Regions from separate parts of the Homo sapiens genome. Here regions 1 and 2 are each linked to region 3. Evidence: chromatin loops called from intact Hi-C (ENCODE). Cell type or tissue: PC-9. All regions are shown on one strand.

What was found. Hi-C counts contacts between places; a loop is a spot of excess contacts. Peaks named below come from ENCODE experiments on the same cell type or tissue, not always from the same donor. Only the 100,000 strongest peaks of a DNase experiment are listed, where the experiment ranks them.
Region 1: a loop joins it to region 3, with 4 times the contacts of the local background. A loop is called at or near these places in 2 of 110 quality-filtered maps.
Region 2: it touches region 3 in a loop (7-fold over the local background); 5 of 110 quality-filtered maps call a loop at or near these places.

The regions. Positions count from the first base shown.
Region 1 is chr14:75,549,810-75,557,809 of GRCh38, reverse strand. No RefSeq gene overlaps it. Among named protein-coding and RNA genes, the nearest start is that of FLVCR2, 25 kb to the left of the region's middle. In PC-9, no CTCF peak of the experiment used is centred here; a DNase peak (open chromatin) is centred at 3,109; H3K4me3 peaks cover 1,054 bases; H3K27ac peaks cover 1,839 bases.
Region 2 is chr14:75,396,833-75,404,832 of GRCh38, reverse strand. No RefSeq gene overlaps it. Among named protein-coding and RNA genes, the nearest start is that of JDP2-AS1, 27 kb to the left of the region's middle. In PC-9, no CTCF peak of the experiment used is centred here; a DNase peak (open chromatin) is centred at 4,362; H3K4me3 peaks cover 568 bases; H3K27ac peaks cover 2,108 bases.
Region 3 is chr14:75,448,672-75,456,671 of GRCh38, reverse strand. The region is part of intron 2 of JDP2 (Jun dimerization protein 2); the gene reads right to left. Among named protein-coding and RNA genes, the nearest start is that of JDP2, 25 kb to the right of the region's middle. RefSeq lists enhancers at 3,131-3,644, 3,645-4,160, 4,161-4,675. In PC-9, a CTCF peak has its summit at 3,742; DNase peaks (open chromatin) are centred at 1,341, 3,391, 6,131 and 6,799; H3K4me3 peaks cover 1,532 bases; H3K27ac peaks cover 7,532 bases.

The sequences.
Region 1 (8,000 bases), 100 kb before region 3:
CAAGGGCTATAGAAGCATGGCTTCCTCTGCTTAGATTTCAAAGGATGTCATGGATCACCTGGAAGCTCAAGTAGAAATCTGCTTCAGGGGAACGGTCACCTCAGAGAGTCCCCACTAGGGCAATCCCAAGTGAAAATGTGGGGTTGGAGCCACTTCGGTTTGAATGTGCCCTCCAAAACTCATACTGAAATTTAATTGCCATTGAAACAGTGTTGAGAGGCAGGACCTTTAAGAGGTGATTAGCTCATGAGGGCTCCACTCTCATGAATAGATTAACGCCATTATCACAGGAATGAGTTGGTTGTTGCAGGAGTGGGTTCCTGATAAAAAGGTGGAGTTTGGTCTGCTCCCCTCTCTGTCTCATGTGCTCACTTCTGCCTTCCACCCTTCTGCCATGGGATGACCCTGGCCAGATACTGGTGCCATGCTCTTGGACTGGCCAGCCTCCAGAGTTGTGAGAAATAAATTTCATTTCTTTGTAAATTACTGAGTCTGTGGTATTCAATTACAGCAGTACGTAGGTTGTGTTCGTGTTTGTAGGGTGTAGAGGCATGAACCACCAGCAAGGCAGGCCAACCAGCTTCCATTACCATGGAAGCAGGATTTGGAGTAATAGAAAATAGGCGATGAGGGTGGACTGGGGCTAATCTATTTCTACAGGGCCTTGTGCAGGATTCCAACTTGCTTTTACTTTGATCCTGGTCTTTCCCTCTGTCTAATAGGTGACAGCTAGACACAGACTAAAAGCTAGATAACACTGTGACTGAGGAGACACAGTTCCCTGCCCTCGCCTCTTCCAGCCCCACCTGGGACTCTATCCCTAATCTCTACCATCTTCACAAGAATACATGCCTTCCCTTGATTCCTGCTCTTAAAATATCTGATTGATTCTTACTTTTTATATGTTAACTGAATATTTATTTTGTCATTTGTATTCCATCGTCAGAATAATAATTGGCTTGGATTTTACATTCCTAGAAGGCAGGCACTGTGTTCCATCCATCCATCCATTTATTCATTCAGCCAATGAATATTTATTGAATTTCTACTCTGTGGTAGGCTCTTTGCTACTGTGCAAGGAGCTGAGAATACAATGGTGAGCAAAACATTGGCAATCCCTGACATTATAGAATGGATGGTCCAGTCACAGAGACAAATGTTAACCAAATAACCACATAGATAAATGTAAATTTTCAGTCTGTGTTAATGGGTATAAAGGAAGGGCATGAGGTGCTATGAAACTATTTGAAATTGCAGTTCTGATCTAGCCTGGGAATCAAGCAAAATTTCCCCAAGCTGGTATTTGACAAAAGGTAGGAATGAATGAGCTAGAAGGGTAAGAGCATTTCAGTTAGGGCTGAGCAGAATGAGCAAGGCTCTTGGGCTGGAGGGAGCACGCAGAGATTTGGGGAAGGGACAGATGCCAGTGCAGAGGAAAAGAGGGTGATATGAAGTGAGCTGGGGGACAGAGGGTGCAAGGTCTCCAGCGCCCCCACTAAGAATTGAGTCTTCATCATATAATCACCCCGAGTAACTCATAAACCCCAATCACACTGTGCACCAGTAGTCAATGGATAACATTTTATGTGAATAATGCTGACTTCACTTAGAGAAGATGTGCTAATGGTGGTTGGGGTGGAGAGGATTGACGTGGTGCTAATGTGACTCGCAATCTAATTTCACAGCTCCCATGGCCCAGATATGAAGAGCTGATCCCTAGGAATGGGTACCTATGTGTATGGCTGCAAGTTGAAAGATGATTGGCAAAGTTTAGTATCAGTATCTTCACATGCCACAAGATAGAGAAAGAAGATAAGATGCTTTTGGCTGGGTGCAGTGACTCACACCTGCAATCCCAGCACTTTGGGAGGCCAAGGCAGGTGGATCACTTGAGTCCAGGAGTTCAAGACAAGACTGAGCAACATGGTGAAACCCTATCTCTATTGAAAACACACACACACACACACACACACACACACACAAAATTAGCCAGGCATGGTGGCACTCACTGGTAGTCCCAGCTATTCAGGAGGTTGAGGTGGTAGGATTGCTTGAGCCCAGGAGTTTGAGGCTGCAGTGAGCCATGCACTTTAGCTTGGGTGACAGAACAAGACCATGTCTCAAAAAAAAAAAAAAAAAAAGATGCTCTTAACTTTCCACACATGGATGCTGCTATAGCTTGGATGTTTACCCCACCAAACCTCATGTTGAAATTTGATCCCAAACTCAGAGGTGGGATGCTAATGGGAGGAGTTTTGATCATGGGGTAGACCCCTCATGAATAGATTAATGTTCTCCCTGGGGTGGGGGTTGAGTGAGTTCTCACTCTATTAGTTCCCACAAGAGTTGATTGTTAAAAAGAGCCCAGCCCCTTCCATCTTGCTCTTTCTTGCTTCCTCTCTCACTGTGTGATCTCTGCACACACATGCTCCCCTTCACCTCCACCACAAGTGGAAGCACCCTGAGGCCCTCACCGGGTGCCCGATTTTTTCCAGACAGCAGAACCATAGAGCCAAATAAATCTTTTTTATGTATAAATTGCCCAATCTCAGGTATTTTCTTATAGCAACACAAATGGATTGAGAGAGATGCTTTATTGAGAAAATGAAAAGATGAAATTTCATGAATGCTTGTAGGCCTCCAAACTTCAGTGTCTATACTCTATATTTGCCAAGCTTTATTAATTTAAATATATATGTTTTTTAAGCAAAAGAAGAGTACAGCCAATCTTGGGTTTGGATAACACAGAGGTCTTATTTATCTCTGTGATATAACACCTTGTTACAGTCTTTTTTTTTTTTTTTAATAATGTTGGGCACTTCAGTCCTCAGAGGCAGGCCTTAAAAAACAAAATTTATCTCTGACTTTTCTCTACCCTTCTTTCCCTAGTGCAAAGCAGGACCCTAATCTTCCTCCCCTTTTCTGATTGTGGTCATAAGACCCTCACTTCAGAAGCAGTCCTGCTGCATACCCTGAAGGAAGGAATGCTACACAGAGAGGCCAAAAAGAATCTGCACAGACAGGTCTTGCTGGGTTTCTCTGCTTAGCCTGTTAGTATTAGATCATGTGACTCATACTAGATCATGTAATTGGACCCTTTTTGTCCAGCTGCATTTCTACATGATTGTCAATCATGGCTCTCCAATGAAGTCTCCATAAAAAGCTCAAGAGGACATGGTTTGGGGAGTTTCTGAATAGCTGAACACAAGAAGATTCCTGGAGGATGACACACCCAAGGAGGGAATGGAAGCTCTGCACCCCTCCCCCGTACCTCACCCTATGCATCTCATCCGTATCCCTTGCAATATCCTTTATAATAAGCCAGTAAATGTAAGTGTTTCCCTGAGTTCTTTGAGCCATTCTAGCACATTTGTCCAATCCAAAGAGAGGGTCGTGGGAACCTAACTTGAAGCCAGTGGCCAGAAGTTCTGGATGCCTGGACTTGCGACTGGCATCTGAAGTTGGTTGGAGTCTTGTGGGATTGAGCTCTCAACCTGTAGGAGCTGATGCTATCTCCAGGCAGACAGGGTCAGAACTGAATTGGAGGATACTCAGCTGGTGTCTGCTGCAGAACTGATTGCTTGCTCGGTGTATGGGGAAAACTCCCCACATTTGGTCACAGAAGTCATCTGTGTTGATTGCAGAGTGGTGTGAGAGCAGAGGAAAAACACAGTTTGAGTTTTTGCCTCCAAACTCTTTTACTCCTGTATTCCTTATCTTCTATGCACATTAAAAAGCAACAATGCAAAGTACTATATGGAATCAACCCAAGCATCCACCAACAGATGAACAGATAAAATGTGGTACATATACACAATGCGATATTATTTAGCCATAAAAAAGAATGAAATCCTGTCATTTGCAGCAACATAGATGAGCCTGGAGGACATTATGTTAAGTGAAATAAGCCAGACACAGAAAGATAAACACCACATGTTCTCACTCACATGCAGAAGCTAAAGAAGTTGAACTCATAGAAGTAAAGTGTGGAATAGTGGTTACTAGAGGCTGGAAAGGCAGGGCAGAGATGAGGACGACATAATGAGAGGATGGTTAAAGAATACCAAATTACAGCTAAATGAGAGGAATAAGTCCTAGTGTCTTAGCACTGATGGGTGACTACAGTTAACAATAACTTATTGTATGTTTTCAAATAGCTAGAAGAGAGGATTTTGAATGTTCCCAACACAAAGCAAAGCTGGGTGTGGTGGCAGACACCTGTAGTCCCAACTACTCAGGAGACTGAGGCAGGAGAATTACTTGAACCTGTGAAGTGTAGGTTGCAGTGAGCCGAGAGCCAAGATTGCGTCACGGCACTCCAGCCTGGGTGACAAGAGCAAGACTCCATCTCAAAAAAAAAAAAAAAAAAAAAATGAAGAGTCATGGTCCCCACCTGAGAAGATGAGAGGGAGATTCTAGGCAGAGGAAATGATGCATGAGCAAAGGCTTAGAGAGAGGAAAGTGCCAGATACGGTGAAGGACGTGGCTTTTTCAGCCTGGTCAATACACAGGGTTTGTTTCTGAGAAAGGGATGGACAAGCGTGTCAGGGTAGGTTGGTGGCCTGATGGGCTGGTGCCCTAGAAGCAGTAGGGCCAGCTGCAGGGGTGCTCCACCTCTGTACTACTGATGTTTTGAGCTGGATTATTGTTTGTGGGGTGTGCCCTGTGCATTGCAGCATGCTTAGCAACAACATTTCTGGCCTCTTCCCACTAGATGTTACTAGTACCTCTCTCCCAAGCTGTAACAACTAAAAATATCTCCAGACATTGTCAAATATCTTGGGGAATGGGGAGGATCACCCCCAGTTAGGAACCACTGAGCTAGGGGAATTGTTTAAATTCCTTATTTGGTTGTTCCATTGGCTCCTGCATTAGACAGAATTGAGTTAAGCTGCACTTAGAAAACCCAACTCAAGGTGATGTAACCAAATAAACTCTTTTCCACTTTCACTTAGAAGCCGTCTAGAAGTGGGCCAGCTGGAGCTTCTATCATCTTCACACTTCTGCAGTATTACCAGGGACGCAGAATCTCTTCCTCCTTTGTGTACACGGTTGCTTCACCTCTAACACCATATCTGCCTTCCAGACAGAAAGGAGGAGAAAGGCATGTGCCAACTGAGACAGCCCCACCTTTTGAAGAGCTTTCCCATAAAAGTCTTACCTAGCAAATTCTTGCATATCTCTTTGGCCAGAACTGTGCCATATGGCCATCCCAAACATCAAAGGAATCTGGGATATGTAATCTTTTCTCTAGGCATATTGCCATCTTAGACAAAACAAGAGTTCCGTAGTAAGGAAAAATGGAAGAATAGCTTTGGGAGGGCAATTATCAGTCTCAGCTACCCCTCCTAGCCTTGGTTTCTAGGTGTAATGACAAACTCAGCAATCTGTCTACAGGAATCTTCCAGAGGAAGCCAAAGAAACCTCCTGGGTAGCAAAGGTATTTGTGCAAATTTTCCTATTGAAGTCCTCTAAAAGGGGGCTCTTCATCTCTACCTACCAGTAGATTGTTCAAACCAGGATCAGGTTTTTATTTTATCTTCCTATAAGTGATTAAATTAAATCACATATCAGGTGGTTAAAAAACAAGATTTTTCAAGACCAGCCTAACCAATATGGTGAAACACCATCTCCACAAAAAAAAAAAAAAAAAAAAAAAAAAAAAATTATCTGGGCGTGGTGGCGCATGCTTGTAATCCCAGCAACTCAGGAGGCTGAGACAGGAGAATTGCTTGAATCCGGGCGGTGGAGGTTGCAGTGAGCCGAGATCGCACCACTGCACTCCAGCTTGGGCAACAGAGTGGGACTCAGTCAAAAAAAAAAAACACACACACACACACAAACCCACAAGAGTTTTAGAAGGGCTACATCTCTCTTTCCCTCCCATCCCCATCTCCCACTCCTCTGGTATCTACATGAGGCCAATGCAGTCACATGTCATTCCCATGGCAAGAATTCCATTAAATATCTCCTCTGCTCACTTGCTACAAAGCCTAAAATGCTACCATAAAAACTCTTTCCTTTGGGTCAAGTGTTACTTTCTCTAGGCATCTCTCTTTTTTGTTTTAGAGACAGGGTTTTGCATCTCGCTTTGTTGCCCAGGTTGGAGTGCAGTGATGCAATCATAGCTCACTATAGCCTTGAGCTCCTAGGTGTCTCTTAAAATGACAGTCTCCTCTGGCAGAAACGAGTATTAAATCTTTACTACGTTGGTGTTGATCTTAGTTCACTAGCCCTTTCTCCCCCTTGGAATTCCCAAGCAGCTTTGGAGCACTGAACCCGTGGGGAAGAAGGAAGAGAAATAGAGATAGCCTATCTGTCCCCAAGAGAAGTGGGGCATCCAGTAGTCTCACCTCCTTCCCCGTAAAGCCACAACTGTAACATCGGCTGGAGGTATTAATAAACTGCTGGTAAGTTTTGGTCCAGCAGACGGCAACTTCGTGACCTTTGAGTTGACTTTGCCTCCCTTTCTCTCCCCACCCACACTTCTCATCCTGAGGACTGAAGATCTGGCTTTCTCGTAATTTGCTCTGACACTCACTCAGGGAATGACACTGCTAGTAAGAGATAAATGCAGAGGATGGCAGGTGGGGAAACTAACATTCTCCAGGAACCCGCATTTCAATGTGACAGATGTTGACGACGCTGTCTTGTGTCCATTTCTTGCTACACAGGGCCTTCCTGTAGCCTGGGCTTTTCCAGGAGATATTGCTGACCTAGATCAGAGTTGCAAATGGGCAGGTCTCTGCAGTGCCACCTTCAGACCTGGACAAAAGACGTCTCTGCTCTGAACTCCCGACAATGCAGGGACTAGCACTGCCATTCCTCCTGCTACGCTCCTCTTGTTGGGGCAAAAAGTCCTTAGAACTAAGGAGACACCTACCTAGAACCCTGTGTCCCCCTTTAGACTGTGCCCAACATTCCAAGGACACCAGAATCCCCTTAGTAACTGGCCCTGGGCTGGCTTCCAGGAGCTGAAGCCTCTTCCCTGGATACTTCTTCCCGAGTGTGGACCAGACCACTGGTATGTGCATCTCTGGACCCAAGGGATGGGTCCTGTGGGGGTGAATGTGGACGGAATTTGGTCTTCCAGGCTGGCATGTCCGCCGGCATGAACTGGAGGCTGCTGTGGTACAGGAAGAACCAGGGGAGGGCAAGAAAGCGGCAAGCTGCAGTCCGGGTACTGCTTCTTTCTCACTACCTTGTGCTAATATAAAATTTTGAAGTGTCTAAGAATTCTGAGTTCAAACTTGGCCTTTTAGGTTGTGATGAAAGTATCCTTGTCAAGGAAGAAGAAAAGAATGTGTTTTGTTAACAACTTGTAAGCTTGATTTATAATGTTTTAAGTATTTTATTTAGACACATGGGCTGGATGTGGTGGCTCATGCCTGTAATCCCAACATTTTGGGAGGCTGAAATGAGAGGATGGCTTGAGGCCAAGAGTTCAAGATCAGTCTGGGCAATATAATGAGATCCCCTTGCTACAGAAAAATGAAAAAAACAAAAATAAAAAAATAGCTGGGTGTGGTGGCATGCCCCTGTAGTCCCAGCTACTTGGGAGGCTGAGGTGGAAGGATTGCTTGAGCCCAGGAGGTCGAGGCTGCAGTGAGCTATGACAGCAGCTCTGCACTCCAGCCTGGGCCACAGAGTGAGACCTTGTCAGAAAAGAAAGAAAGAAAAGAAGAAAAGAAGAGAGAAAGAGAGAAAGAAAGAAAGAAAGAAAGAAAGAAAGAAAGAAAGCAAAAAGAAAGGAGGAAAGAAAGGAAGAAAGGAATAAGAAAGGAAAAAAAGGAAGGAAGGAAGAAAGAAAGAAAAAAAGAAAGAAGGAAGGGAGGGAGGGAAGGAGGGAGGGAGGAAGGGAAGGAAGGAGGGAGGGAGGGAGGAAGAAAGGGAAGGGAAGAAAAAAAGAATTGAGAGATTTCATGTAGAAATTCTGATTTTGGCTTTTCTTGACAAACTGGAAGACATGGCAAGCCCAGGCCTAAATTCCCACATGGCAC
Region 2 (8,000 bases), 52 kb after region 3:
CTGCTTTGTCTCTGAGTTTAACACAAGCTAACACCCATCTTATAATTGCTGGTAGACTGTCAGTCCACGGCAGCCTTTCCCCTCTCCCGTCCACATTCAAATCTGCTATGGAATGGGACGTTCCTCATCCAAATTGTTCCTCAAACTTTGTCTACACAAACAGTAAATATGCTCTGAAGGAGGGTCAAGATGGTGCACCTGTGAATAAATACATAAAATCTAGGCAGTGGATCCTGTGACATTTATTTTGGCTGTGAATAGTGTTTTTTGTCTTGTTTTGCTTTGAGAGTTGTTGTTTGTCTGTTCATTGGTTTTGGGGGTTGTATTGATTTCTGCTCATTTTCTGGTTCCTGGCAGTGTTCCAAATAGCTGGGGTTGCCGCATAAATCACTTCTGAACAAGTGAAGTGCTGTACCCTTTGAATGTACTTCTAATTTAATTTTGTATTCATTTAATTAAATTTGTATTTAATTTTTGTTGTTGGTATTCCCCCAAAAATATCATGTTTCACCTCGTAGATGGCACATATCCCTATGCCAAGAGACACTGAATATTCCAAAGAACCCAATTTTGCCCCCATCAACAGCACCCTCAGAAACAAGAATTGTTAGGACTGTCTGACTTTAAATGGAATTCATGCCTCACGTTGAGTTTGAGATTATTCCATGGACTCATCTAATGGCAAAACCAACAATCTTGGTAAAATCTTATTGTTAAAAAGTAGTTTGACAGGGGCTAAGACTGGGTTACTGACCAACTCTGGCAGATGTAAGCAGAATGGGAATTTATTAACAGGATGTTGGATATTCACAAAATCATCAGGTGGACTGGAGGACCAGGGTTGAGGCCATATAGCCAAAAACAGTGCCCAAAATCATAAAATCACATGGCAGAACCTGTTCAGTAAGGAGCCACCACTGCCACCAAGCACTGGGCACCTCATCTTGCCTCACACATGCCCCTGGTACTGAACACCGGGGGCAACCACTGCTGCCCAGGTCTCGAGCCTATTGCTGAGGCTGCCTGGACCAGAGAGCCTGCCCTTCGTGGAGCCTGGTTACAGGCTGTGACCTAGCTACAAGAGAGTCTGGGAAGACAAATGTGTTATTTTGGCTTGAGTTCTATCTATTTAGATAGAAGACTCAAAATAATTATGGTCTAAACAACATAGAACTTTATTTTTTGGCCAGGCATGGCGGCTCACATCTGTAATCCCAGCACCCTGGGAGGCCAAGGCAGGTGGATCACTTGAGCCCAGGAGCTTGAGATCAGCCTAGGCAACACGGCAAGACCCTATCTTTGCAAAAATACAAAAATTAGCCAGGTGTGGTGGTGCACGCCTGTAGTCCCAGCTACTCAAGAGGCTGGGGTGGGAGGATCACTTGAGCCTGGGAGATCGAGGCTGCAGTGAGTTATGATCACGCCACCACACTCCAGCCTAGGCAAAAAAGCGAGACCCCTTTCTCAAAAAAAAAAAAAAAAAAAAAAGAAAGAGTTTTTTTTTTTCTCTATGTAAAAAAGTTTGAAGGCAAACAAAGTTGGAGCGAGACCACTCTGGAGCTCCTTCTGCACTGCCTTTGCACACTGCCTTATGGACCAATAAGGCTGCTTGGGAGCCTGCCATCAAGTCCACATTCCAGATATCAGGAAGGAGAAAAGGGTAAGAAGCAGGCCCCCTCCCTCCCTTTACAACCACTTCCTGGAAATTGCCCATATCACTTCTGTCTCAATGGTTGAAACTTGGTCGCTTGGCAACATCTGGCAGAAAAGAGTCTGGGAAATGTAGTCTTTGGCCCAGGCAGCCATGTGCCCAGCTAAACATTGAGGGTTCTCTTATTAAAGGAGAAGGGGAGAGTGGACATCTGGGGAAGCCACTGGTAGTGTTGGCCACGACAAGTTCTTAGCAATGTTTGCTTTGTGTTCTGGGATGTGAGCTCTGTTCCCCACCATGGCTCAGAAAAGTGTGTGTGTGTGAGTGGGATACTCCCCAAACACAGAAAGGGGGTTCAGAAGCTAGACCACATATATATATATGTGTGTGTGTGTGTGTGAAAATAAATTGAGAACACAAAATGGCCACTACCATTTCTTCTACTCAGTGGTAGGCTGATTTACAGACTCACACAGGATGAGAGCATTCAAATGAAGGCATTTGGCAGAGAAAGACTGGAACATGGAGCAGAAGAGATTTGGAAATAGAGTCGTTTCCATCACGCAAATCTTCATTTTATCACAGGTTTGTGGGACCAGGGCAAGAATTCAAACAACAATTCACATACCATGTATCTAAATATTTAAAAGCTATAAGTCAAGATAAGAAATTATTCAATAAAACCTGTCTTCTTCTCCTGTCTTCACAAATGAACCTCCATAACATTCTGGAAGGCCAGGTATGACTTTAGAATCCTCAGACTCTTCAGACCAGAATGCAGCAGCAGAAGGAAAGGCAGCCCCGCTCAGGGCCTGCCTGCCGTTTGTTCCAACCCTCAGCCAGGGCCCCTTCTCAAGTGCACATGCTTGACACCAGCCTGCACCTCCGGGTTCTGCCCACTGCCCAGTCCCAAGCAGCTATCCCTTGGCCACTGGCTGCACAGGCTACCTTGAGAGGGTGGACCATGGAAACAGGCCCACCCAGAACCTGGAAGTGGGCTTGGGCCATTCGGGCAGAGATTCTGGGGTCCTGAGTATGGAGCATGGGCTGGAAGGGGTGGGTGTGGGCATAGACTCTGTCTGGGCATCACCCTCAGCCCTGAGGACCCCCTCGCCCCAGGGACAAAGGGAGGCCTGCGGGGAAGGGATCTCCAAAGGGCAGGGCTTGCCTGGTCTCAGAGTGGTACTGGGTCACTTTGTCACACTGACTGGGCAGGCTTGTCCATAAAGTGAATTGAGAATAACTGGAAGCTTTTTTGAGAGTTTTCCCTATTCCATCTGGGATCTAAAGATTGCCCCTGGATTACTGACGATGCGAGAGGGATTTCTTTAGCCATGACTCTATGTTGGGGGAGATTCAGCACTAAGTACATTTCTCTTCATCTCTGGAAACAAATCCAAACTATAAAACCAAAACCAAAATAGAACAACGAAAAACAAATCCCTCTTCCTTCCCTTGACACACTCAGCCCATTTCTCTGTCGGTTTCCTTCAGCTCTGACACCCTCCAATCAGGCTCTCTCCCATCGTTCTTCTGCCTTTCCGTGCTCACTTTCCTCCCCCCGCCCTTCTTCCCTGGCTCCTGTCTTAATCCCTGCCATAGCGACAGGGAAAAAAACAACATAACACTGGGGCAGATGAGAGCTGAGTTTCAGAGCCCTACTGAGGAGCGCAGGCTAGCGGGGAACCAGGAGTTTCCATAACGAAACTGACAAGAGGAAAACCTTGAAATCTTGGAGGAGTAATGAGGAAAACCTTGGGGTTAGAGAAAGAAGAGGCCTTCCAAAAGCCCAGAGGAGGCCGAGATAAAAAGAACAAGGAAGGGCCAGGCGCAGTGGCTCACGCCTGTAATCTCAGCACTTTGGTAGGCCGAGGTGGGTGGATCATGAGGTCAGGAGTTTGAGACCAGCCTGGCCAACATGGCAAAACCCCATCTCTACTAAAAATACAGAAATTATCTGGGCGTGGTGGCATGCGCCTGTAGTCCCAGCTACTCAGGAGGCTGAGGCAGGAGAATCACTTGAACCTGGGAGGCGGAAGTTGCAATGAGATGAGATCATGCTGCTGCACTCCAGCCTGGGTGACAGAGTGAGACTCCATCTCAAAAAAACAAAAACAAAAAAGAACAAGGAGGAAGGGCTTTGGAAAGTTGGTAAAAGGTTAATCTATTTGCCCTCCATGCCACTTAGCCCCTGACCATCCCAAAACACAGAAGTCAACATCCTTGGGATGAATTATGAGCAGAGGGAGAAATTCCAGGGCAGGGGAGCAGACATCAGGAAAACTGAGATCCTTCTTCTGAAAGGACATAAAAAGTTAATATTTTTGTAAATTGGAACCCAAGCATTTCAGGCCTGGTGGGATGATAAGGGGTTAAAGCTTCCACGGAGCAAACCTAAAGTAGCTTGGAAGGGTGTGGCCCCCAATTTGATTTATTTTAGAAGCATGGAAAGCCAATGAATGTGCTTCTGGCCACAAGACAGGACAGGTGAGAAAAAAGAAAGGAAAGAGGCCTGGTTTGTGTTTCCTGGAAAGGGAGTGTCGTTACAGCTCTCCTGGGGAGCACACACACGCCTCTCGTAAATGTATATGAGCCCTGATTAGTTGGCTCCTGCTCACCACCCTAGCATGTTCCCAGTGGCTGGCTCCCTGGCGTTCTGGCACTCAGGGCTGCCAACACCTGCCAACAACAAGGAAGCTGGGTATTGGGGCTGCAGCTTTTGGAAGCTGCTTATGAAACAGATGACTAAGCCCTGGGGGCAGGGGGAGGGTGCAGCTCATGCCTAGCTCAGCGAGAACTCAATCCAAGTCAGCCTTGACCCGGTGCCAACCATGTGCCAGGCTAGTCCCTGGGGATGTGAAGATGACGAGGCATGGTCCCTGCTCCAAAGGACCAGGCATGCCCATAAAGAATTGTAATCAGAGGCATGAATCTGCAGAAGAGGAGAATACAGGGTTTGGCAGTGGACATGATTTCCCAGGGGGACAGTGATAGAGGCAAAAGAAGGGGGAAGGGGAGTTTCTCCATTCATGTAGTCAGGCTAAGAGTTTTAGCCTCTTCCTAAAGCACACACCCTCTTCCTCATGCCCTCTTAATCCAGTTAGTCTGGCTTCTGTCACCCAAGTGGCTCTCAGACTCTTTCCTCTTCTCCTGTCTTGGCTCAGGTCCTCATTTCTGGCTTTGGCCCAGGCTCTTTGCACTCAGCACTGCAGACAACTTCCTACAATTCAGGTCCAGTGGGCTTGCCCCCCTCCTTGAAGCTGTCTATTGTTTCCCATTGCCCCAGAATAAAAGCTAAGCCCCAAGGTCCTTCACATTGCAGCCCCAAGCTGCCTAAAGCCGAGGGCTCAAGGAGGCTTCAGTGTAGGTTTGACTCAATAGCACCACAATGTCATCAAAACCCCTTCTTCTTCTTGGTGTTTTCCTCTCTGCCCTCCATGGTGTTGTCTTCATGCTCAGGCAGGCTTTTCTCATGGTGAGAAAACGGCTGCCACAATTCCTGTTTTCACACCTATGCTCCATGCTGTATAGAAGGAGAAAGGGAGAGAGCTTCTTTCCCTGAACCTGCCAGCAAAGTCTTCTCCAGTCTCTCAGGTCAGAATTGGGTCATTTGCCCATCTGCAGGCAAGAAGGGATTTTGCTGATTAGTCTATACTGGGGCTATTTACCCCAAGCCTAGGCCAGGGTGGAGTCGACTTCCTCCAAAAAATATGGGAAGTGTAGGGAGGGTGGATACCCCAAGGAAAATGGGGTAGTTACTGAGAGAGAATGGATGCTGAAGAGGCCACCCTTCCAGCATCTCCTCCCGACAAGCCCCACCCAGCTACTTCTTTTTCCCAAACACGTCATGTTCTTTGGTGTCTCCCAAGCCTTTGCACATGCCTTCCCTTCACCTGGGATGGCTTTTCATTCCTCTTGCTCAGTGAATGCCTACTCATTTCTCAAATGCTTGCCCATCACTTTCCCTATTCTTTAGATACTGCAGTCAACTTAAGGACAGGTTCTTATTCACTCCTAGCATAATGCAATACCTGGCAAAAAGTAGGTGCTCAATAAATGTTTATCAAGTTAATGAACACTGCTGATGAGACAATAGCAAATCCCAAGTTCACAACAAAGAGCTAGTATGTCTTCAAAATCTCTTCCCAACATCTAAAATGTAACAAATATAAGTAGAATTGTAGTGTATAAAGCTAGGATGGGTTCAGGTAAAGAAATGTTGAGGGGCCAGAGTTTGTCCAAGCATCTCTAGCATCATCCCAGAAAAAGGGCTCCCTCCCAGGCTGGCAGGAATGTTTTAGTTCTCCTGGCAGGTTTGTAGGTCCTGAAATGGAAAGGGACCTATCAGGCTCTCATAGTCCGATCCATTAATCTTCTAACCATTTAGACTAGCCTACTGGGAAGAGATTGAAATGGTCAGCCAACTCAGGCACTCTCATCTGGCTGACAATTATAGTCTTACTGTTCTTGAATAACTTGGCCTTCTGGTTTACCAGAGAATCTGCATTTCATTAGCATGGTTTGGTCTCTGAGACCAACACTATCAGTTGCTTCCTCGCTATTTTCTTCCTTAGTCACAGAATCCCTGAATTTTAGCCAGCGACTTGGTCACCTAGAACACAGAGTACATTTCTCAGCCTCCCTTGCAGCTAGATAGGGCCATATGACTAAATCCCGACAAATGGATGTAAATAAAAGTAATATGTGTGTAACTTTTTGGAAGTGCCATGAAAAGGTGGTAGTGTGTCCTTCTTCCCTTTTCCTTTTCTGCAGGCTGGAAGGTGGTCGCACTGGCTGGAGCTGGAGCAGTCATCTTGGACTGTTGTGGAATTTGGAAATATAGCCCATGCATGGTGGACCAACAGATAGAAGGAACTTGGGTTAAATATTGCACAAAGAGCCATATCAGTAGCCCTCAAGACCTACCTAAGCATTTACATAAGAGAAATGCATTTCTCTCTCTCTCTCTCTCTTTTTTTTTTTTTTTTTTTTTTAGAGATGACGTCTCGCTTGTCTCTTAAAGTTGGGCAACATAACAAGATACCATTTCTAAAAAAAAAAATTAGCTGGCACAGTGATGTGTACCCATAGTCCAAGGTACTTGGGAGACTGAGGTGGGAGGATCACCTGAAGCCAGGAGGTTGAGGCTGCAATGAGCTATGATCACGCCACTGTACTCCAGCCTGGGCAACAGAGCAAGACTCTGTCTCTCTTAAAAAAATTATATTAATTACATGTTGAAATAATAATGGTTTAGCTATATTGGGTTAACATATGCTTTTTACTTTTTAAAATGTTACTACTAGAAAATTTTAAGTTACATTTATGGCTCACACTATATTTCTGTTGGACAGTGCTTCCCTGGGCCTTGTCCCCTCTGTCTGAACTGATAATATCAGATTACTGAGCCATGTAAAGCTGAGAGATGATTAGAAACTGAGCTCACACTCACCCACCAAGGTCTAGACTCTAACTCTGCCTCTGGCTCTGTCTGTCTGTCTGTCTGTCTTTTGCTCACTGGAATCTCTCACCTTATTTGTTAAATTACCTTATCTGCAACCAGAATAGGTATAAAGCTCAGCACAGAGCATGGGTCAGCCCAGAAGGAATGAGAACAGGAATCAGGAGGTGCTCAGGAAGTCTGAAAGGAATGTCTCTGGGATCCAGGCTTCAGTACCTAGCTAAGGCAGCAGACCACCCACAGGTACATGATCACTTTTATCAGCAGCAGAGAACCACATTTCAGCCATACCAAGCCTTCTTGAAAGGCTTCAGAGAGGGGTTTTGTATTTGGACCTCCAGGAGAAATACAATACATACACTTTCAAATTGTCCATTGATCTGAAGGAGAAAAAGGAGAATGTCCACCTGCTTGGGGTGCAGTTCTCCGTGAAGATTTTCCGATAGGGCTGTGTTAACCCATGCCTTAGTCAGCAGAAGCCATCTTGAACTTGTTCAGGCAATACCAAAGAAAGCTTCCTGGAAGAATCCTGGGATATCCATGGAAGCCAGGGCCAGCAGGCTTTCTCCAGGAATAGAAGCCCAAGAACTGGAAAGGCACTGGGAACCAGGCAGTATCTCTGCATTTTGAATCTGCAGCTCTGTTTTTTTCTCCTCTCTGCAAACCAAGCTGCTTTTCTTCTCAGTCCCCCAACCTCACCCCACCTACACACTCACACATGCACTTTCTTTCTTTTTTTTTTTTTTTTAAGACAGAGTCTTGCTCTGTCGCCCAGGCTGGAATGTGGAGTGCAGTGGCGCCATCTTGGCTGACTGCAACCTCTGCCTCCTGGGTTCAAGCAATTCTCGTGCCTCAGCTTCCTAAGGAGCTGGGACTCAGGCACGCGCC
Region 3 (8,000 bases):
TAGGGTGAGCAGAGACCAGAGACCACGTACCAAGAGAGAAACAACCACTCAGCTCCAAGACGGGGTCAGGGAGACAAAGAAACAGGCAAAGAGAGGGAAAGGGGGATGGAGAGAAAAGCCGGGCCTGGAGCAGGGGAAAGCAGGTGGGGTGCCCAAGGCACACATTTAAGCAAGTGCAGGGTCAGCACCAAAGAGGAAGCACCTCCCTACATGCCACGCCCCCGGGCACCTCACCCAGGCTTGCTCACCTCACCAGGCCCTGAGACAGAGCACTCCCGACAAACAGGCAGACAGACAGAGACAGTGGGACAGAGAAACACACAGAACACGGAGATGAAGAAGGGGAGAGAGAGACACAGAGGCAGTGCCACAGGGAGAGAAACATGCAGAGATGTGGACAGAAGCCAACGGCACAGACAGAGGAACAATCAACAGAAGACACACAGAGAAAGACGCTGTCTTGGTCCTCTTGATGCCACCCTGGTGAGGACTGACTATGCTCCTTGTCATTGGGACTATGAATCTGTCAAAATTCCTCCCTTGGCTTGAAGGGAGTTTGAGAAGGTTTCTGCCACATGCCACTGAAAGATGCCTGGGACACCAAGCTTCTACCCTTGGAGGTCAGGTGATGCCAGGGGCTAATGGAGGAGCTGAAGATGGTCCCCAGTGACCAGGGGTGAAATCCCACCCTCAGCAACATTCCTAAAACCGCTGAGAAAGCAGCAGAGCCTGGATGCGGAAGGGCCCTTAAGCAGCCGCCAATAAAAGGCAGAGGTGGGTCACCTCGGTCGGTACCAAAGCCCCTGGACTAGGGGATCCCAGCAGGAAACAGGGGTTTATTTAAAGGAAATTAATGAGGGAACTACTTACAGGGGGTGGACAGAGCTTAGGGAACCCGGGACCAGCAGCAGTGGAGTCACGAACACCTCCGGCCTGAGGCTAGGGTCAGGAGTGATGATTGGAACCCAGGGAGAGCTGTCACTTAGCCATGGCAGAGGGTCACCAGACAGGAGCTGTGCTCTTTGGTAGAGGAACACACCACTGCCCAATGGGTGCCCAGCAGGGAGGGATCAGGGGAATGAATATCCCAAATTCTTTTCTAAGGCTGGTACCTCCTAATGGCCAAGTTCAACCAGAAGCCAGAGTGGAAGGACTCCTGGGTAATGTGGTCCATTGAGATGAGCCACCTGGGGCACAGAGCAGGGTAAAACGGGAATGGATCTGATAGGCAAACAAGACTATCTCGTGTATGAATCTATCTCTGTGATTTACATAAGTCCACCCCCAGTCCTGGACCCAGTCACGGCCTGCAGGCAGGAGTCAATGACAGCAACAGTTGAGAGATTCCTACAGGGCTCGTGGTCATCCCCACAGCGAGCACTTCCTGGACGTTTGCCAGGAGTCAGGCACTGTGGAGTGTGGTTGGCCAACAGCACAATCAGCCTCACCCAAGCTCTTGTTAGAAATGCAGTCTTGAAGGCCACCCAGACCTACTGAATCAGGATCTGTATGCAGTACATGCGCACGCAGATTTGTGTGCCCAGAGAAGTTTGCCCTGGAGCCGATTAAGGACTCACACAGTCCATTTAGCAGGTTGTCATGATTCCACCTGCAAAATACATCTCTAAGGTGTCCACCACATTCTCCATCCCTGCTGCCTCCAGCCTGGTCCAAGCCCTCGTCGCCTCTGCACTGGACGGCTGCAGTGGCTCCAAAGGGCTCTCCCTTGGCTAAAACACAAGTCAGCTCCTCTGCTTGCAACCCTCCAACAGCTTCCAACACATGTGGCCCACAGAACCGAGAAAACCTGGCTCCTCCTGCCTCTCTGACCTTCCACTACATCGCCCTCCTCTACCCCTCAACTCCAACAATGGGCCTTCTTCCTCTCCCTCAAAACGACAAGTTCTTCCCTGTCCCCCGGGTTTGTACTTGCTGCTCCTTCTTGACGTCTTTACTGACCACCCCAAACTAAAAGCCCTGTCCTGTTACTATCTCCCTGTGTATTTCCTTCAAGGTGCATTCACTAACAGCACTTATCTTTTTCACATGCATGTTTGCCTGCCCGTTGTCAGTTTCCCATGAGAACCTTAATCTATTCATAGTTAATCTATATAAATATCTCAGTCTATCATCACCTTCACCACTGTCACTCAGCCACCAGAGCTGAGCATGGCACAGAATGGGTGTTTATTAACTAAATTAACTACATTTAATTTGCCATCTCAGTAAGTCACCCAGCACAGCTCTATTCAGCTTCCCCACTTTTGCAGATGAGGAAACTAAGAACATCAAGGCTGCGTAGATGCTCAGTGACAGCGCAGGACTCGTATCCAGGTCTTTGGGCCGCAGGGCCTGAGCACGTCCTGCTCTTCAAGGGGTGGGTGGTCTGATCATGATCACTGCCTTTAGAGTTAGAAGTTTTTAACATGTTTTAAAAAACGTTATTGCACAATTTACATGAAGGTGTAACATTCAAGCTCCATGGTTTAAAGGAGGGGACGTCACCAGCTCCTCTCGGGCCTAACCCTCACCCATTTCCGTGTTTCTCAGGCCCCGTCTGCAGGTGGCGCGGCATTTCCACTGTGACAAACAGCAGCCCAGATGTGATTTTGAATTCTGACTTTTCATAAGCGTTTTCAAAAACATAGCTTGCAGGACCCACAGAGAGACAGAATGAGAAAGAGAAATTACATTCTCAACCCAAGGCGCTGAAAATACAGAAACTCTCACATGGACAAAGAAATAAAGGAAGTGATAAGCAAAAATGGACACAAAAGAAAAACCAAAACCCCCAGCACTAACCAGAGTAGCCCAAGTCTGAGGGTTCTGTCTCATACTAAGAATTGTTGCCTGGGCAGACAGAACCAGGCTAATCTGAGACTTGTGGCATCAGAGTTGACAGTGTGAGCTTTGGTTGGTGGGGTTGGGGGGTGGTCTTTAAGACCTGAGTTCCTCCAGAAGCTCTGCTGTAGACCAGCTGTGTGCTCCTGGGCAAGTTACTTGGCCTCTCTGAGCCTCCATTCCTCACTTGTACAGGAAGGTACTGAGCCCTGCCGCACATGGTAGTAATGAGGACTGAGTTCCAGCCCAGAGCCGGGAGCACAGGAAGAGTTCCGTGATGCCAGCTTCCCTGCCTTCCTTCGCAGGCAAGGCGGAGGTGGTGCTATTGCAGCAGCGGCACACTGGCCTGCCTCCGGGCAGAATGCGGCACAGAAAGGAGTACTGCGGAGAGGGAGGAGCAGGCTGGGGAGTTCAGGGCGTGCTGAGTTGTCAGTGAGCAGGCCTGGAGTAACAGCCCCGCAGCCTCCAAATCTAGCCTCAGGCCTCACACAGCCAGCCAGGCCCACCAGGGCCCCCCCTGCATGGAGGAGCCACATTTCAACACCAGGGACCCATGAGCACCCTGGGAAGTAAACACCCAAATACCAAACATACCAGACATTCCCCTACATAAACAGGGCTGCACTAAGCCAGGGGCTGCAGTCCCTCCCCACTCCCCCACCCCCCATCAACAAAGTAGGGCAATTCAGGGACAAGATCTCAGCCTGCCCAGCCGGCTAGGCCCATAGCCTCCTCCCACTCCAGGAGGGAGGAATGAGGAAACCCCAGGGGCCCTCAGCCAACTCCCTTGCTGACCCCCGGCAGCCTGCAGGGGCCAGGCCCTCCCAGCATCCCCCATGGGGCTGAGCTGTTGGAAACTCTCTGCCCTCCTGTCTCTCCCGTCATCTCTTGCCAGGCCTTCTTACTCAGTGGCCAAGGTCTGGGCCTCAGCTGTGAAATATTGAGCTGTTTCAGTGAACAGCGGGCAGGGCTTTAGGAGAAAATTCAAGACAAATGGTCAGTCTAAGGCTGGGGTTGCAGACTCACATCACCTCAGGGGTCAAGCAAGTAACTCACCATTAGTGAGGGGGGAGGGCTGGATGGGGCGGTGGCCACCCCTCCTGCCATGGGAGGGGACACTAGCCCCAGTGGGATGCAGGCTCAGTGCTGCTAATTCTTCCAAGTTTTCAAGAAAATATAAATTTTTGAAGTAAAATCTCCCACTTTTGAATGTCAGCAACAAATTCCATTTTGAAAGGAACACCGCATGAGCCAAACAAAACACATCTGTGGGCTGCACTGGCCCACGGCTGCTGATTTATGACCTCTGGCAGTCAGCTGACCCTAGTGGGCTTGTCCTCAGAAGCCTGGGCTCTGGTCACCACAGTGCCCTGCTCTGTGACCTCGAGTCAATCAGGTCACCTCTCCGGTCCTGGGGCTCATCTTTAATAAGCACAAGTAGCTCCCATTTCTCACTGACCTTCAAACACATCTGCAAGGTGGGTCTCAGGGGCCTTATTTTACAAGTGAGAAAACTGAGGCTCAGCGAGGTGGAGTGTCTGCCCGAGGCTGCCAAGCTGGGAAAAGACAGGGATTGACTCCATTCCATCAGGCTACCTTCCACACGGTGGGCTGGACTAAAATCTCCGCAAAGTCCTTTCCAGCTCTGACTTCTCTGGGTTTTCATTCATCCAGCCTTCAAGGGCAGCGTGGGCCTGATTGAGGGATGTAGGAAGGGTGCCCCCTAATTTCTTATAAGAAGTTTCTTAGCTGGGCACAGTGGTGTACACCAGTAGTCCCAGCCACTCAGGAGGCTGAGGCTGGAGGATTGCTTGAGCCCAGGATGTTGAGACTGCAGTAAGCCATGATTGTGCCACTGCACTCCGGCCTGGGCAACAGAGCAAGACTCTGTCTCGAAAAAAAGAAAAAAGAAGTTTCTGCTTTTACAGACGCTTAGTGCCAGGGGCTCTTGGAAGCACCAAGGCTAATCCCTAGATTTTAGATGAGGAAACTGAGTCCCAGAGAAGGAAATGGCTTGCTCTTCAAGACAGGGATTGGGTCTTCACAGACCAGCCCAGAGGACACTGCTTGGTCCATCCTCCTGGGAGGCTCTGCCTGACTGTGCATCATCCCTCTTTCCTGAATTTTCCATGCCCTGGACCCACTCCCCTGCACCTGCCCATCCTCTGACCTTGCCTTTCCAGTCTCCTGCTATTTCCCATCCCTTCCGGGCTGTTTTCCAGGTCCCATCCTTGGCCTGCTACTCTCCTCACTCGATACGCACGGCCTGTGGATCTCCGTTTGCATCTACTCACGTGGTTTCAGCCACCACCCATACACTAATGCCAACCAAATCTGGATTTGCAGACCCAAATATCCAAGTGCCAGCTGGGCCAGACGCTCAACGTGGATGTCCCTGAGGGCTCACTACCTGCCTCCCCACACCCCCGTCCCTCTTGTTATCTCCAATTTTGATCACGCCAGCCATCCAATTCTAGATTTTAAATCTTCGTCAGATTTGCTCCCCCCATCCACCCCCACTGTCACTTTCCAGGCCCACTGTCTCTCCTTGACCACTGCCCCAGTCCCCCAGGAGGCCTCCAGATCCTGCACAACCATCCTCCATCCCAGCCATCGGAAGGATCTTTCTAAAATGCAAATCTGGCCCAGTTACTGTGCACCTTACCCTCCGGATGAGGCCCAAGCTCCTATGTCAAATGAGGTTGCTGGGACTTGGCCCCACCTGCTGTGGTCTTACCACCTGTTGATCCCAGGGTTCCGCTCTATGCTCCTGAAACACTGAGGTGCCATATACCATACACTTCCCTGGCCTTCATGCCTTTGCCCTGCTGTCCCCTTGGCTTACTTCTCATGTCTCCTGTACATGCAGCTGGAGCATCACCTCCCACTGGAAGCCCTCCCTGATTTTCACACCCTGTAGGCTGAGGAGGTGTCCCTCTGCTCTGAGCGTATCCTGGCCCCTACTGTATTATATTCTATTCACAGTTTCTGACTCCTCCATTAAACTGGGAGTTCCACGAGGGCAAAGTCTGCATCTTGTTGACTTTTTGTGTGCTCAGCACCTTGCGTGGTTAGGGAGGAAGGGAGGCCTGATCCACAGAGCTGGTGACCTGGGCAAGAACCCAGACACTCCTGACTCCAAGTCCAAGGTTCTTTCCACTTCACTTCAGCTGCCCCCAACAGCAGGATGTAATCAAGCACATTCACCTGTGAACAAACCCACACACTGGACGCTGTGCTCACTCAAATCAGCTCAGCCAACCACCAGGTGAAGGCTCTGAACAAGAGCTGGCAGAGGCAATGGCTCCACCTGCCAAGATGAGTCACTCGGCTCCCATGGCTGGGGGCACGGGTGGATAAGCCATTGCCCTGTGTGCACAGCATCTGCAGGAAACAGTGTGGGAAGCAGGGCTGCAAACTAAGCTCCAGCCTTAGATTCTGCAACTGAGAAGACCCAGAGACCCTAGATCCTGGCTGCATCCTCAGGCCAGGAACTCAAGGTCAGAGAAGGGGAATGAGTGTGCCCCGGTCCTGGGTCGGACAGTGACAGGACCAACTGGAAGGCTACTGCTTTCTGGGAAGAGGCAGGGGACACCTTCTGTATGAACTGAAAGCCTGACACCCTACAATCTTTGTGGGGCATCAGAGCCCACAGGTGGATCCTTCCAAACTGACTCCTCAGTCTCCTCGTATCTCAGCCAGATGCAGCATGTCTCTGACCAGGGCCCTCCCAACTCCCCTTGTCCATAGTAAAAACCTTCTTTTGCATTAAGAGAACCCCAAAAACAACAGGCCGCCGAGGTGTGAGGCTGGTTTATATGAACAGAATAGGAAAAGGCCATTCTCTCAAAAACCAGTGGAGAACAGCCCCATTTCCACGGCTAAGAAAAGACAGCATTGTGTTTGGAACAAAGCCTGAGAAAGCCAGCTAGGCAGGGTGACACCCATTTACAGCCGGTTTTGCTAAGGAAAGAGCAAACACTGTTATTACAAAAGTGAGAAAGAATCCAGGAGACACAGGAAAAATCACCTTGGCACAGACAGAAAACCTAACACTGAAGAGAAAAAGAGATGATGATTGCTAGGAAATCCTTTTGCTAGAGAAGAGCTATTTGGGGAAGGATGTCTTTTGCTGAAATATGTCTATTTCAGGCCCATTTCATATTTATGACTTAGTGGGGTCTAGTTTCCCACTAGGCAATCAATCTGTTTTCTTGTCCAATTGACAGTCACTTCAAAAGATGAGAAAAGGAGAGAAATGGTGGCCCCCACAAGACCCTCATCACCCCCAAAAGACTGGTGAGAAGCAGAATGCATCTGGCAGGGAAAAATCTGTCTTCTTCTCAAAGAGTTAATAATACAGCTGAAACTGACTCTTTAACAACAACAAATGGTGTAATATGCCTTGATTACACTGGGTCAAAAATGGAGACAAGAGCTCCTGCAAAATGACTCTATCTACAATTAAATGAAAATGCAGTCGTTGCACAGAATATTTATGAACAAGGCTGTTCTGAAAGTCCCAAGCTGGCCAAAGTAGGAGAACATTTCAAGTTCCATCTTATTAAAGCCTTTGGAAGTCATTTGTCTTTCATCATGAAGGTGAAAAACAAGGTCCTTGGCTTAATTATTCTCTACCAAGGCAGTTCCATTTAATCTGTATGCAGGGTGTGTGGCTAAAACATGCATTTCATCCAATTTCTTTCAAGCACAAGGCACAGATAACAGACAAATCTCCCGGCAAAGGCAACCTCCCCATCAAGAATACTGAACACCAGCTAATATAAACCCTACCGAGGTGAAAGGGCCAAACCGTTCACAGCCAGGGATATCTGGCCCGGAGGATGGAAGAGGGGTTTTACCAAGAGTGATTTATTTAAGGAGATGGATGCAATTTAGGTGCAGAGAGAAGGTATGGAAGGGCTTTGCCACACTGAGGCAGATAGAGTGGGACACAGAGCTCCCCATTGCCAGGGCTATGGAGTGGATCCTCAGTTATCAGACCAGAACTGCTGAGAACTCTGGGTCAGTGGCAGCAAATGAGGGTTCCTTTGGCATGAGAACAGCTTCTCTGATTCTTCCTTCTAAAACAATGAAGGAACCAGCCTATTGACAAGCTCGGCAGCGTAATTAATTGGGAAGTCCCTTAGGGCGTGGAC